Linked DNA regions of Mus musculus: all the other regions are linked to region 2. Evidence: chromatin loops called from intact Hi-C (ENCODE). Cell type or tissue: left cerebral cortex. All regions are shown on one strand. Region 1 has its middle 50 kb from the start of Plaat1. Region 2 has its middle 110 kb from the start of Mb21d2. Region 3 has its middle 38 kb from the start of Plaat1.

Region 1 (4,000 bases), 120 kb after region 2:
CCTATCTCTTCTCTTCCCCAGATCCACTGTTCCTCTGTACCACTCCAGAAATGAACAGGCTCTCAGTGCTCTCAACCAAACATGGCAAAAGAAGATGCAAAAAGACTAGGCACAAATCCTCACATCAAGGCTAGACAAGGCAATCCAATAGGTGGAAAAGGGTCCCAAGAACAAGTATAAGAGTCAGAAACACCCCTTCTACAGCTCTTAGAGAAGTGTTACAAACACCCCAAGCTGAACAACTACAGCATATATGCAGAGGACCTAGCTCAGACTTATGCAGATGATTGCTGCTTCAGTCTCTGTGAGCCTCTATGAGCCTTGCTTACTTGATTCTGTGGGTTGATTTGTTCTTCCAGTGTCCTAGACCCCTCTGGCTCCTAAAACCTTTCCTCTCCTTGTTTTGTAGGGTTCCTTGAGTGCCATCTAATATTTGGGTGTGGGTCTCTGCATCTATTCCCATCAGCTGCTGGAGGACGCCTCTCTGATGTTGATTGGGCTGGGCATCTATGTATGCGTGTAGCAGAATATTCCTAGGAATCATTTCATTGACTTTTTATTTTGGTCAGTTTTGTTTGGTTCTACTCTAATCATCTGAGTCACCCAGCTTCTGGTTTCTAGACTCCAGGCATTATTTGGGCCTGGGCTCCCTCTCATGGCTTGGGCTTCAAGTTAGAACAGTTATTGGATGGCTACTCTCACAAACTCTGAGACACCATTTGTAGTGACAGTTTTGGAGTTTTGGTTTCTTTGTAAAACACAGAAATGTTATGAGCGTATGTTTTTATTTTGATCCCCGATGTGGGATTTGAGGCTACTTCAGACTGTTCACGGCAGCAGACTATGCTTTGCCTAGTGCTATGGCAGGGGCATGATTTTGCCAGCTGTAGATTCTATGATTGTGTGACAATTGTAATTCTGGAGACCTTAAGAGGGTATATAAATGTAACAACGCCTCTCACCAAGAGGCAGGGTGAGTTGTTCCTTGGATGTTGGTTGGTTGGTTGTTTTTTGGTTGTTCTTGATTGCTATTGGTTGTAGTTGATTGTATTTTGGTAAGCAAAGAAGAAACAACAAAAGGAAGAAATCTGATATCCTGATCGTGAACATCAAACTTGCCCCAAGGAGTTCAGTGCCCATAATCAGCAGGAAGTAATCTAACAATAACATTGCCCCGCTTCTGATCTCTGACTTTATACAGGCATCTCTTTCCTCTCCTTTCTATCCTCTTTTCTCTCCTATCTAGTACTAGGGGTTTGAAAGGATAGAAAGAGAATGAGAGAAAGAAGAACTCAGAAAGTAGCAAAGACTGGCTACAAACATTGCCCCAGGACATCTTGCCGGCAGAGAAGGTAGAGGTCAAAGGTTTTATGGCTCAATTGGTGTCCTGGTTCCACACTGGGATCCTTGGCAGGTTACTAAAGATGGCCAGTTCTGGCTCTGAATTTCTTAATTTAATATTACCTTGTAATTTAATAAACCCCAATTACCTCAGTTTTAGAAACTCATTTACACAGAGTTCCATGGCTTAGTAGATGAAATTTGGTAAGGAAGCTGGAAGGGAACTCTTCCTGCTCATTTACTAATGGCCTTGAGAAAAATATTTCACTTGTTGTGTAGCTCCTAGAATAGCAAACTGGAGGAGTTTTACTATTTACAGGTCATTTCATCTCTTTCCCAAGACAAAGTGATAAAATAGGATTTGTGTGGGTTAACATTATACTTTCATGTTCAAGGAAGAGCTGAAACCCACCTCTCTTGCCCTACCCTGTGCCACATGAGTCAGATCAGGACTGTGTCTGTAAGGAAAGCTAGGAAGAGGTACAGGGACCTGTGCCATGTTGTAGAAATGTCATCATCATCTAACAGCAGATGCTGAACTGCATGCCTAAATAAAACATCTCCCTAGTAACTCATCCAAGATTTCCTCATTTACAGAAAGCAGCACTACACCCCAGTATGGAATAGGGTGGCACAATAGCCAAATAAAATATCTGGTTCTTTATCCATAATTTTACTATTGACACATTTCTTTCAGATTTATAATTTTCTATTACTGCAAAGTACATAGTTAGTAAAAAATTACAACAAATCAGAAATGTAAAACCTGGAAAATCATGTCCCAAAGATGAAACAAAGCCACACTTTTATGATACTCAAGTTATGCTTTTATGTAGAAACAGTAGTATCTTTGAAAGGAGAAAGGGTCAAGTATTGTCACCTTTCAGGGACAGTGTGAACCTCTGTGGAGAAGATGCCAAGTGACTGCTTCTTAAGCTGTGAGATCACCCAGGTATTCCTCTATCTTTCCCTTTTCCCCAGATGTCAGAAACTGAGGTTCGTCAGCCTTTCCATAGTCTCTCTACTTGTCTATGGTTCCTCTTGTACCCACTCCCAGAGCCAACTATAGAAAAGTCTTAAAATTCCACTACATTTTCCATCTTCAAAGGCCTTGACACAGATTTTTGTCACTGCTCTAGTTGATAGGTGTCGCATCCCACTCGACCAGCAAGAAATATGCAACCACCACCAGTTCTTCTTTAAGCAGTTTACTCAGGCAGCTACTTTCAAATCCCCCAGCCTCTCTGGTTACAAGTGTTTTTCACTCCAGCCACAACCACGCCCCCCCCCCCCCCCAATCACCACAGGTCACATCACCTCACCAGGCAGGCTTGCTCAGCCAATCAAGGATTAAGGGGGAGCCATCCACCAAATATGGGCTTGTCTACTGCCTGGAGCAGATTTCCATCCTGCTGACCAGGAAGTCCAGAATGGCTCCCTACAGATAGGTTTGTTACTACATAGGGCAAGGGGATAAAGAAAAGGGGACAAAGGAATAACTGTCACAGAGAACCCACAAAACCTCTGGTTGCTGGGGACATATTTACTGCAACTTCTGGACAGCAATGGTGGAACAAACTTCCAAGTTCCTTCTTGCTACTGCCTACATTAACATCAGCTGAGGGTCAGTATTTTTTTTCCTATGAAGGCTGACACAGTGGGTAGGAGAGCAAAGGCAGAGATCAGCTTGGTTGTCAAAGCTTTGAACTTTGTCAGCTTTGTTTCTTCCCCTCTTTCCTCTCTGAACCATTTACTTCTGAAACTACTGGGTGGCATCAGCTGGACAAGGTAGGTCACAGCCTTGAGGCACCTAATGTTTTTAGGAAATGGAGGTAGTGTCTGAAGACTGGCCATCAAAAAGGTAGAAAGAATCAAAATATGTAATGACAAAAATAAAAAAAGGTTTGTGGAAAAAATGTCTGAAAAGAATCAATTGATATAACAGAATTATATGGAAAACCAACATGTGTTCATAGTTTCAGAACCCAGACCACAAATTCGTTTTACTAGAGAGAGAGAGTTGGAGAGATGGATCAGGGGTCAAGAGCTCTTGTCTTTCCAGAAGTTCTGGGCTTGGTTCCTAGCACCCAGACATCTGTAACTTCAGTTCCAGAAGATCTGAAGTCTTCTGGCTACCCAGCGTACCAGGCGCACGGTGCACAGACAGAAAGACAGAACACCCATACATATCAAATAATAAAATGATTTTTAAAGGAAAACTGTAACCCTACAATGTATAAGCACAGCAGATTTTAATCAAATGATCGATGTGGACATCAGAGGTAATGCATCAGATTGAAAATAGTGTGGCGTCAGCTCAGAGGCAGGTGAGAGGCTTATGGCATTGCCTCTGCAGGTTTTTTCTGCCAGAGAAGAGTACCTCAAGTCTAATTGAAAAACCAACAACACAGGAATCTAAACAGAGGCATATTCTACAAAATGACTACAGTGTAATCTTGAGAATAATTAAGGCCACGAGCGTGTTCCAAATGAAATGATAAAACAGCACACACCGTGTGGTTCTGAATGCTGTGCTTTCGCTCTGCAGGACACTGTTGTGACAATTAGTGACATTTCAGGGGACCACAAGAGTAAAATGTTAGCACGTTGCGAACAATCATTCCCTCCATTTTAATAGTTATAGTTATTAATTTTCTTT
Region 2 (4,000 bases):
TTGTGAAAGAAATGGGAGAGGATCTTGCCAGATCACATCAGCATCTACTGAAGAAGTTCAGGCTCTATAACCTAAGGGGCTTTGCTTAGTTTTCCATTATCACACCGCATCACAAGTGTCATGCACACAGGAGCCTCACCATGGCATACCTACAGCGAACAGTGTACACAGGCTTCCAAACCTAGGGGCCTATGCCAGCAAGTATTTCTGTAGAGCATTTGTCAGATGCTGTGACTCAAGGTTGGCATCCTCCATCTATCCCTCAGGCTCTGATCTCTAAGAGAGCATCACCTGTTGCCCCACTCCCATCTCACGGTACTTCATTAATAGAGCAGTTGGAGAGCAGAGCAAGCTGGCTTTTCCCCTCCTTCCCAGCCCGCCTAGCTCTAATGGATCAGCACTGCCTGCCATGTGACCACAGGAAAACCACAGTCCTGTTGGCTAGAACGACACAAAGATAATGAGACAATAACCTCCTCTCTCTGAGATGCTTCCCTCGGGAGGGAAGGCACACGGGCAGGGAGACCTGGTGAGGCGGGATTGCAGTGGGCCCGGGAAAGCAGAGCATCGGAGGCAAGTCTGTGGGGGCTGCTGTGGCTCTGGCGGTTTATGCGCGCCACCTTTGTGCGCCTCACTTATGGACTCGGTGGGTGCCACATCTGATTAATTTAAAAAGCGGCACCTTCCCTCCTCTCTCATTATAGAGAACTCCACTGGGCCTTGTCTTGACAGGTTAGGCGCAAAATGACAGATGGGGCTGAAGGAATGGTCCCCTCCCCCCAACCTAGTCAGAGTTCCCTCACTGACCTCTCTCCCAAGCTTGGAGGACAAGTCCTTGTGGCTAGGCTGCTGCACAGGGCACCACCTGCTTGGAACCTTGATAGCAATTAAGAAAATTCTCTGTTGCATCTGCATTTCGACTTTAACATTGACTCTGAATTTGTTATTCCCTGTTTGAAGGTTTTGTAAGAATATGCTGTTTATTCCACTGTAACAAGCTAGTCACATTAAAAACAAAACTATGATTATAGAACTGGATAAAGAACATGGCTCCACTTATGGAGAAAAATGTTTAACTACCCACCAACAGTATATGCATTAAAAATCTGAACGTATTCTAACAATCTGCATGAACTGGTTGCCCCCATCCCCCGCAGGGGGGAGATGAGATCACATGGGAGGAATCTTTATTCTCTGCTCGGTTTGGATGCTTACTCTAAATGAGATGGAAATACAATGGCATTTCCATTAGAAAAAGAATTTATTGTTAAATTGACTTCACAAGAAATTATACCTTTAACCATTGTGCTTAAAACAGCTATTTGTTTCATTTGAGTCTTTCTCCATCTAACCACGATGAGAATTACAGTGTGTATGTAATAATTCTTAGCTTAGAGTTTCACTTAATGCTACTTCATTTGTACTTGCCCGAGAATATAATTGGCATAGTTTTATTAGCGGATGCTTAATTGTACATGGATTCAATGTCTATTTATATAGAACAGCGTTCTTTGGAAATCACATGCTAACTCTTTGCCTGTAGAGTTTACCAGAGCTGAAGACAAGGGGGTGACCAATGGCTGACAAGTTCACCGGCAAGCCTTACACATACTCCACTCCCTTTACTTTATAGGAGACAAGGTCAGAGAAATAATACAGCCTGTTAAAGACACATGGTTCCTACCCGTCCTTGAATGGTGGTGGTTTGAGAACTCTCCTAGAGTGTGTGGCTGCATGTGGGTGTCCGTGCTTGCTTGCTGGCATTGAGCTTCATTTTCACATTTCTATATCAGGTAGAATGAGGCCTGTGCTCGGAGCTATTCTCTGTTCTTCCCAGCTGGAAGTCAGCTCCTTACCACAGAAAACCCATCTGTACTTCCTTTGTAATGTGACTTCTTTTCATTTATATAATCTTCAGCCCTAGATCCTAAGTTCCTTGGGGAAAAGGATCTATGTCTTACTTCATATTCCCTTCCTTCGTCCTTCCCTCCTTCCCTCCTTCCTTCCCTTCCTCCCTTGCTTCTGTTTCTTCCCTTTGGAGACAAGATCTCACTCTGTAGCCTGGGCTTTAAACTCACAGAGCCTCTGCCTCATGAGTGCTAGGGTTAAGCGTGTGCACAACCACACCCAGGTAACACAGCACTTTCTAAAACAGTGGTTCTTCACCTTCATGATGTTGCAACCCTTTGTGGTGACCTACAACCATAAAATTGTTTTTGTTGTTACTTCATAACTGTAATTTTGCTACTGTTATGAATTGTAATGTAAATATGTGTATTTTCTGATGGTTTTAGGTAACTCTTGTGAAAGGATCATTTAACCCCCCCAAAAAAGGACTAAAGACCCACAAGTTGAGAACAGCTGTTCTAAACAGCTTAATAATATTAATAGGTGTTAGGGATAGAGAGATGGCTCAGTGATTAAGAGCACTGACTACTCTTCCAGAGAACCTGGGTTCAATTCCCAGTACCTACATGCATTTCACAGGTATCTGACTCCAAGTCCAGATCTGTTATCTAATTCTGGCTTTTGTAAGCACCACTTACGCACGTGGTTCATGGAAATACACAAGTCAAAACCCTCATAGACATAAAATGAATAAACTTAAAAAATTAAAAGTAAAGTAGTTGTAGAAAAATATATAGCTTTCTCTACTCAAGGGACTCATAAAGTTTTTCATTTTAATTTGTATTAGTATTTTATGTTGTATCTTCATTAAGATATTTCATTAACATAATAATTTTGCATACTTAAGAGGTAGAGTATGATAATTCTCTCTCTCTCTCTCTCTCTCTCTCTATATATATATATATATATATATATATATATAATGTGTAATGATTGAATCAGGCAGTTAGCATTTTTTCTCCTTTATCATTTATTTGTTAGAGACTTTGAGTTCCTCTCTTGTAGCTCTTTTTAAAAGAAGTCCTAAATTGCTGTGAACTGTGCTCACCCTATCCATCCTATCTAGTGCTGTAGAATATGAGCACCTGTACTCTTATGTAATTATATTCTGATACATGTTATACAACCAGTTTGCGTTGGCTTATTCGTCTCCTTCCTATATTAAAGATGGCCACTATCCTATCCTTTACTTCATACATATGGCATGTGTTTGTGTGTGTATGTGTGTGTGTATGTATGTGTGTGTGTGTCTGCACACATATGGCATGTGTTTGTGTGTGTATGTGTGTGTGTATGTATGTGTGTGTGTGTCTGCATGCATATGCATGTATGTGTATGTATGTGCGTGTGTCTGTGTGTGTCTCTCTGTGTACATGTATATGTATGTGTGTGTGAATGTGTGCATGTATGTATGTGTATGTGTGTGCATATAAAGACAATGGTCAGCCTCAGGTATCATTCTTCTGAAGATACCTTGATTCTGAGACAGGGTCTCTCATTGGCTAAATTTGTGGGTTAGGTTAGAGCACTCCAGGGATCAGTCTGTCTCTGTTCCCACCTCCCCTACTGCTAGGAATTCAAATACATTCAACCATGCCTGGCTTTTTAGCATAGGTTTTGTTGGTGGAACGCAGGTCTCTCTCATAGTACAGCAAGGGATTTGACAACTGAGCTTTCACCCCAGCCCTGCATGACACCAACTTTTTCAGTTTCCACATATGAGTGAGAACGTGAGGTAATTGTTTTTGTGCTTAGTTTATTTCATGTAACATACTATCCTATACAATTCTATTCTTATTTATAGCTAGAGAATAATCCTTAATGCATAAGCAGAAAAACCTCTTGATGCAGCCATCCCTTTATGGACCCGTACCTGATTCTGTCTGTTGGCTATATGACTAGTGCTATGATAATCAAGGTGTCCATATTAGTGTCTTTTTGACATACTGACTGCATCACCATGGGGGGCACTCAGTAGCAGTTTAGGTTGACTGCATGATAGTTCCATTTCTACATGTTTAAGGAAGTTAAAACAATGTATAAAACAGTCCCCAGAGCACTAAAATTCTAAGCTGGGATAGGTGCAAGAGGA
Region 3 (4,000 bases), 140 kb after region 2:
CAAAGGAAAGCACAAGGAAAAGAGATGCAGCAGGAGAGAAGGAGATGCCGGGCCAGAAGATGCCGGGGTGGGGCTAATGCCTGCTCATAAATTTCATTTTCTCTCTTTTGATGTTCCATGCCTCACTAGCCACAGACCTTAGGTAGGACTCATCTCCTATTGCCTCCAGTTTATAGCCACTTACTGTTCTGATTTAGAAATAGGGACTATTGTGTTTTTCCCTTGCAGGGCTATTGGCTTCCACTTTCTTGTTTTGGAAGCTTCAATAGCACCCTTGTTATACCTACGAACACCAGCAAAGACTGCCATTTACGCTGTCTGGGGCAAGAGGCTTAAGTCCTGAAAACATCACTTTCTTCTGTAGAGTGAAGAAAGTACATTTAATAAAACCAAAACAGGTAAGGATGTGGGATGGTTCACTGGATAAAGTTCTGGCCATGAGAGCACGAGGGTGCATTAAGATGCTCAGCTGGATATAAATGGTTAGGCAGTGACACAGCCTGCTTGTAATCAGTGCTTAGGAGGCTGAGATGAAATCCTTGGGCACAAAGCAGACTAGCTAAACCAGTCAAATCGGTGAGCTCTGAGTTCAATGAAAACCCGTACCTTAGTAAAGAATCTTCGAATAATAGAAGATAGCCAATGCCAACCTCTGGCCTACACACACACACACACACACACACACACGCACATGTATTCGTGCATGCACAGACACTCCTGCACACATATCTATAAGCATGTGAACACACACATACACATACAACATACATACTACACATACACTTCTACACATCTTGTGTGCGCCCTGACTTGCCAGCAAGAACGACGCTGCAACAGGATTCTTCCACACACATTTATTGGGAGAGCTTGATTGCAGAGGCGAAGTGACACCAAGCCCAGAACTGGTGCTGCTTATAAAGGCCTAGAAGAGGCATGTCTCACACCCGGATTGGCTATGCATGGGTTATGCTTACCACCTCATTTGCATGCCTACATCTGATTGGTTAACTTGTCACTCATCTGATTGGTTAACTTGTCTCTCATCTGATTGGTTAACTTGTCTCTCATCTGATTGGTTAATTCTCAAAACCTCATCTTGGCAAAAAAAAAAAAAACTTTACTGGCTATGTATGTGTGGTGGCCAGTGGTAGCCAGCGCCACCCTGCAACGGCACGTACATGTGGCTTCCCACATACACATATGTCCATACACATGTAAATACACACATATGCATATACACTACACATACATGAATACATATGCCCATATACATTTGAATACACAAAAATACATGTATACTACACACATATGCAAAAAAATAAAGGTAATGTCCTTTGCGCCTGCATGTCAGTGTTACAAGTACCATGACTATCCACTGATCCCCTTTGCCTACCTCTAGCATCAGTCTTAGTAGCTACTGGCGTACAAACTCTATGGTGTTACTGATCATGGCCTTCAGACTCAACAGTCATCCCTCATCCCAGCAGAGTCTGGCATATGCAGGCACTGCATAAATATCTGTTGCAGAAACAAGAGAAAGAGATGTCCAGCACACCAAGATGGCTACTCTGGGTTCCTTTGAGGGAATGTTGGACAACAACCAAAACAGGAAGCACCTAAGGCTCTTACCCTGTCTGATTTTCCTGGGCACTCTGGCTCACACCGCTATTTTTCATGGCTCTGGTTATTCAGGCAAAAGTGTTTGTTTTTTATTCGTATTTCTAGCACATTGGCTCACATCTCTTTTATATGTGTGTGTGGGAGTGTAACATGTGTCCCTTGTTCATATTTTCACACAAACGTTTTTAATTTCATGGTGCTGGGCCAAGAGTGTGTTGTTATTACTTTGTCCTATCTCCCCGGTTATTCCCAAAGAGAGCAGTTACAGCAGGCTTTTCTCTCCTCTTCTATAATAGATGGTATGTGTGTGCAGATAGCTCATTATCCCAACACAGATTTTACACACGAAGCTTAGCTGCTCAAAATCCTGCTTAAACCTCTTTCACTGAATCCCTGACCGATCTCCAGGGACTTCATTCCATGTGAAAAAAACCCTAGAAAGCCAGGAGGAGACCCTTGAATGGTGGTGGAGGCAGCGGCACAGGCGTGCAAGTGAGGCAGAGGGACAGACAAATGATAGGAGGAATTACAGATGAAGGAAGTGGAAAGGAAGTGAGCTGGGCACCACCACACTCCCACAACATGCTGTTCGCTCTACTTATTATAGCCTGGCCTGGACCATTTTCTATGAAATTTCTTTTTTTAAGTTGCTTCTATCATTACGGTGTACATTTAATGACAGTAAGGACCTGCTCAATTGCAAGAGTCCAACATAGCCTTTGACACATGGTAAATACGTCACAGTTTTGAATGAGGAATTGGATGGCTGGGTGGATGGTAAGAACAGAAAACAGAAAATCCTCAGTCTTTAAGCAGGAGTTAGCAAATATTGAACTGCCAGTACCTCCCAGAGTCAAGGCCAAGTAAAGTCTGTCAGGACCCTTACACTGAGCAAGCCCGTCTCTGAGAAGGAAAGGCCAGAAGAGAAATATCATTCAGTCAGAGGACTGGGCTCAGTAAGAGACACAAAAGTCCAAGTATTTCCTCAGCTAAGAGACAGAAGATGGAGGAATAGGTTGAACAAGAAAGGTAAACTTTGTCTTTCTATACACCCATCTTGTTAGTTCTGTTTCTGGAGACCCTGAGAGTCATTAAGGCAGGTGGATAGTCAGTGACCATTCAGAGAAGTGGTGGTTGGAGTGTGTGGATTCTGTATTGGCTACCAGAAACCATGCCCCTGGGTAAGATACTTACAACCTCTAGGAATTGGTCGATTTCCGAGTGCTATAGTCCCTTCAGTGATGCCAACGCATCAAATTATAGAGATTACAGAAATAGATTAATATATGTTTAGAAAAACAGGAGGAGAGAGAGGATGGCCTTGGGAGGAATGGGAGGAAAGTGTGTGAGATGAATAGAATCAAATGCACTGTGTGAAATTTTCAACTAATTAAAAAATATTATGTATTTTTTAATATAATGCCTTTAAATTAACTTGTCTATAGGTCCTATGATCTGGCTTTCATAGTATTTTGTCTGTTTGCTAAGATCAATATGTCCATTTACCAAATTAATTTCCTCTGGCAATTGGTTTCTTAGGTGGGAAGTTAGGACCTGTTCTCCAGACCTTTGTGGCAATAAATACAGCCTCAAGAGCAACTCAGTGAGACTGGCGCTGTTGCCAACTAAGGCTCTTGAGAAAGAGAAGGCCCTGCTCCTTGCTTCCTTTTATGAGTCAGTGGTTTGGCAAACCCCTGCCTGATCCTGTCAGTCACAGTGAGAGGCTCAATGTACTGTTAAATACATATGCACAGATGACATGGACAAGAGTGGACCTACAGACCAGGAACACCAACTTCACACTGTGATCTGAACCGGAATAGAACTTGATGGTTGCTGAGCCATCATTTACATTATTCTTAATGCTTTTTGTGATTCTAACTACTATAAAGGTAAGGGTAAAATAAACAGATTTTTCTCAATTTGTGTGTGTGTGTGTGTGTGTGTTTGCTTAAAGCCATGGTAAATCTGAGCTTGAATTTCGGTTTTAGATGGTTCTCTCTAGGGATTAAGTCTCTGGCTTTTTATTTTACAATATGAAGATAACTCTGAGGTCATGAGACAAATAACCTTTTCTATATAAAAAAATGTATGCTTGATATTAACTCAGAGTAATGGAGAGAGTCCCAAGCTTCAGGCCATTTGTCCACTGAGGGCCTAAGGCAAGTTTTACCTGCTCTTTGTATCATTTTATAATAGAAATTTGTATAAGATTCTGCTCATACATGCATATACATATTTAATAATATCTCTCTCTCTCCTCTCTCTCTCTCTCTCTCTCTCTCTCTCTGTGTGTGTGTGTGTGTGTGTGTGTGTGTGTGTTGGTAAGGAGAGGACTCTTTGTTGCAATTAACTATTTCATTTCTCCCAATTAACCAGA

Evidence for each region. Hi-C counts contacts between places; a loop is a spot of excess contacts. Peaks named below come from ENCODE experiments on the same cell type or tissue, not always from the same donor. Only the 100,000 strongest peaks of a DNase experiment are listed, where the experiment ranks them.
Region 1: it touches region 2 in a loop (2.5-fold over the local background); 2 of 42 quality-filtered maps call a loop at or near these places.
Region 3: a loop joins it to region 2, with 2.6 times the contacts of the local background. A loop is called at or near these places in 2 of 42 quality-filtered maps.

What each region holds. Positions count from the first base shown.
Region 1 is chr16:29,158,040-29,162,039 of GRCm38, forward strand. No RefSeq gene overlaps it. Among named protein-coding and RNA genes, the nearest start is that of Plaat1, 50 kb to the right of the region's middle. In left cerebral cortex, no CTCF peak of the experiment used is centred here; a DNase peak (open chromatin) is centred at 1,801; H3K27ac peaks cover 484 bases.
Region 2 is chr16:29,033,940-29,037,939 of GRCm38, forward strand. No RefSeq gene overlaps it. Among named protein-coding and RNA genes, the nearest start is that of Mb21d2, 110 kb to the left of the region's middle. In left cerebral cortex, no CTCF peak of the experiment used is centred here; a DNase peak (open chromatin) is centred at 1,774; H3K27ac peaks cover 524 bases.
Region 3 is chr16:29,170,147-29,174,146 of GRCm38, forward strand. No RefSeq gene overlaps it. Among named protein-coding and RNA genes, the nearest start is that of Plaat1, 38 kb to the right of the region's middle. In left cerebral cortex, no CTCF peak of the experiment used is centred here; DNase peaks (open chromatin) are centred at 1,788 and 2,180.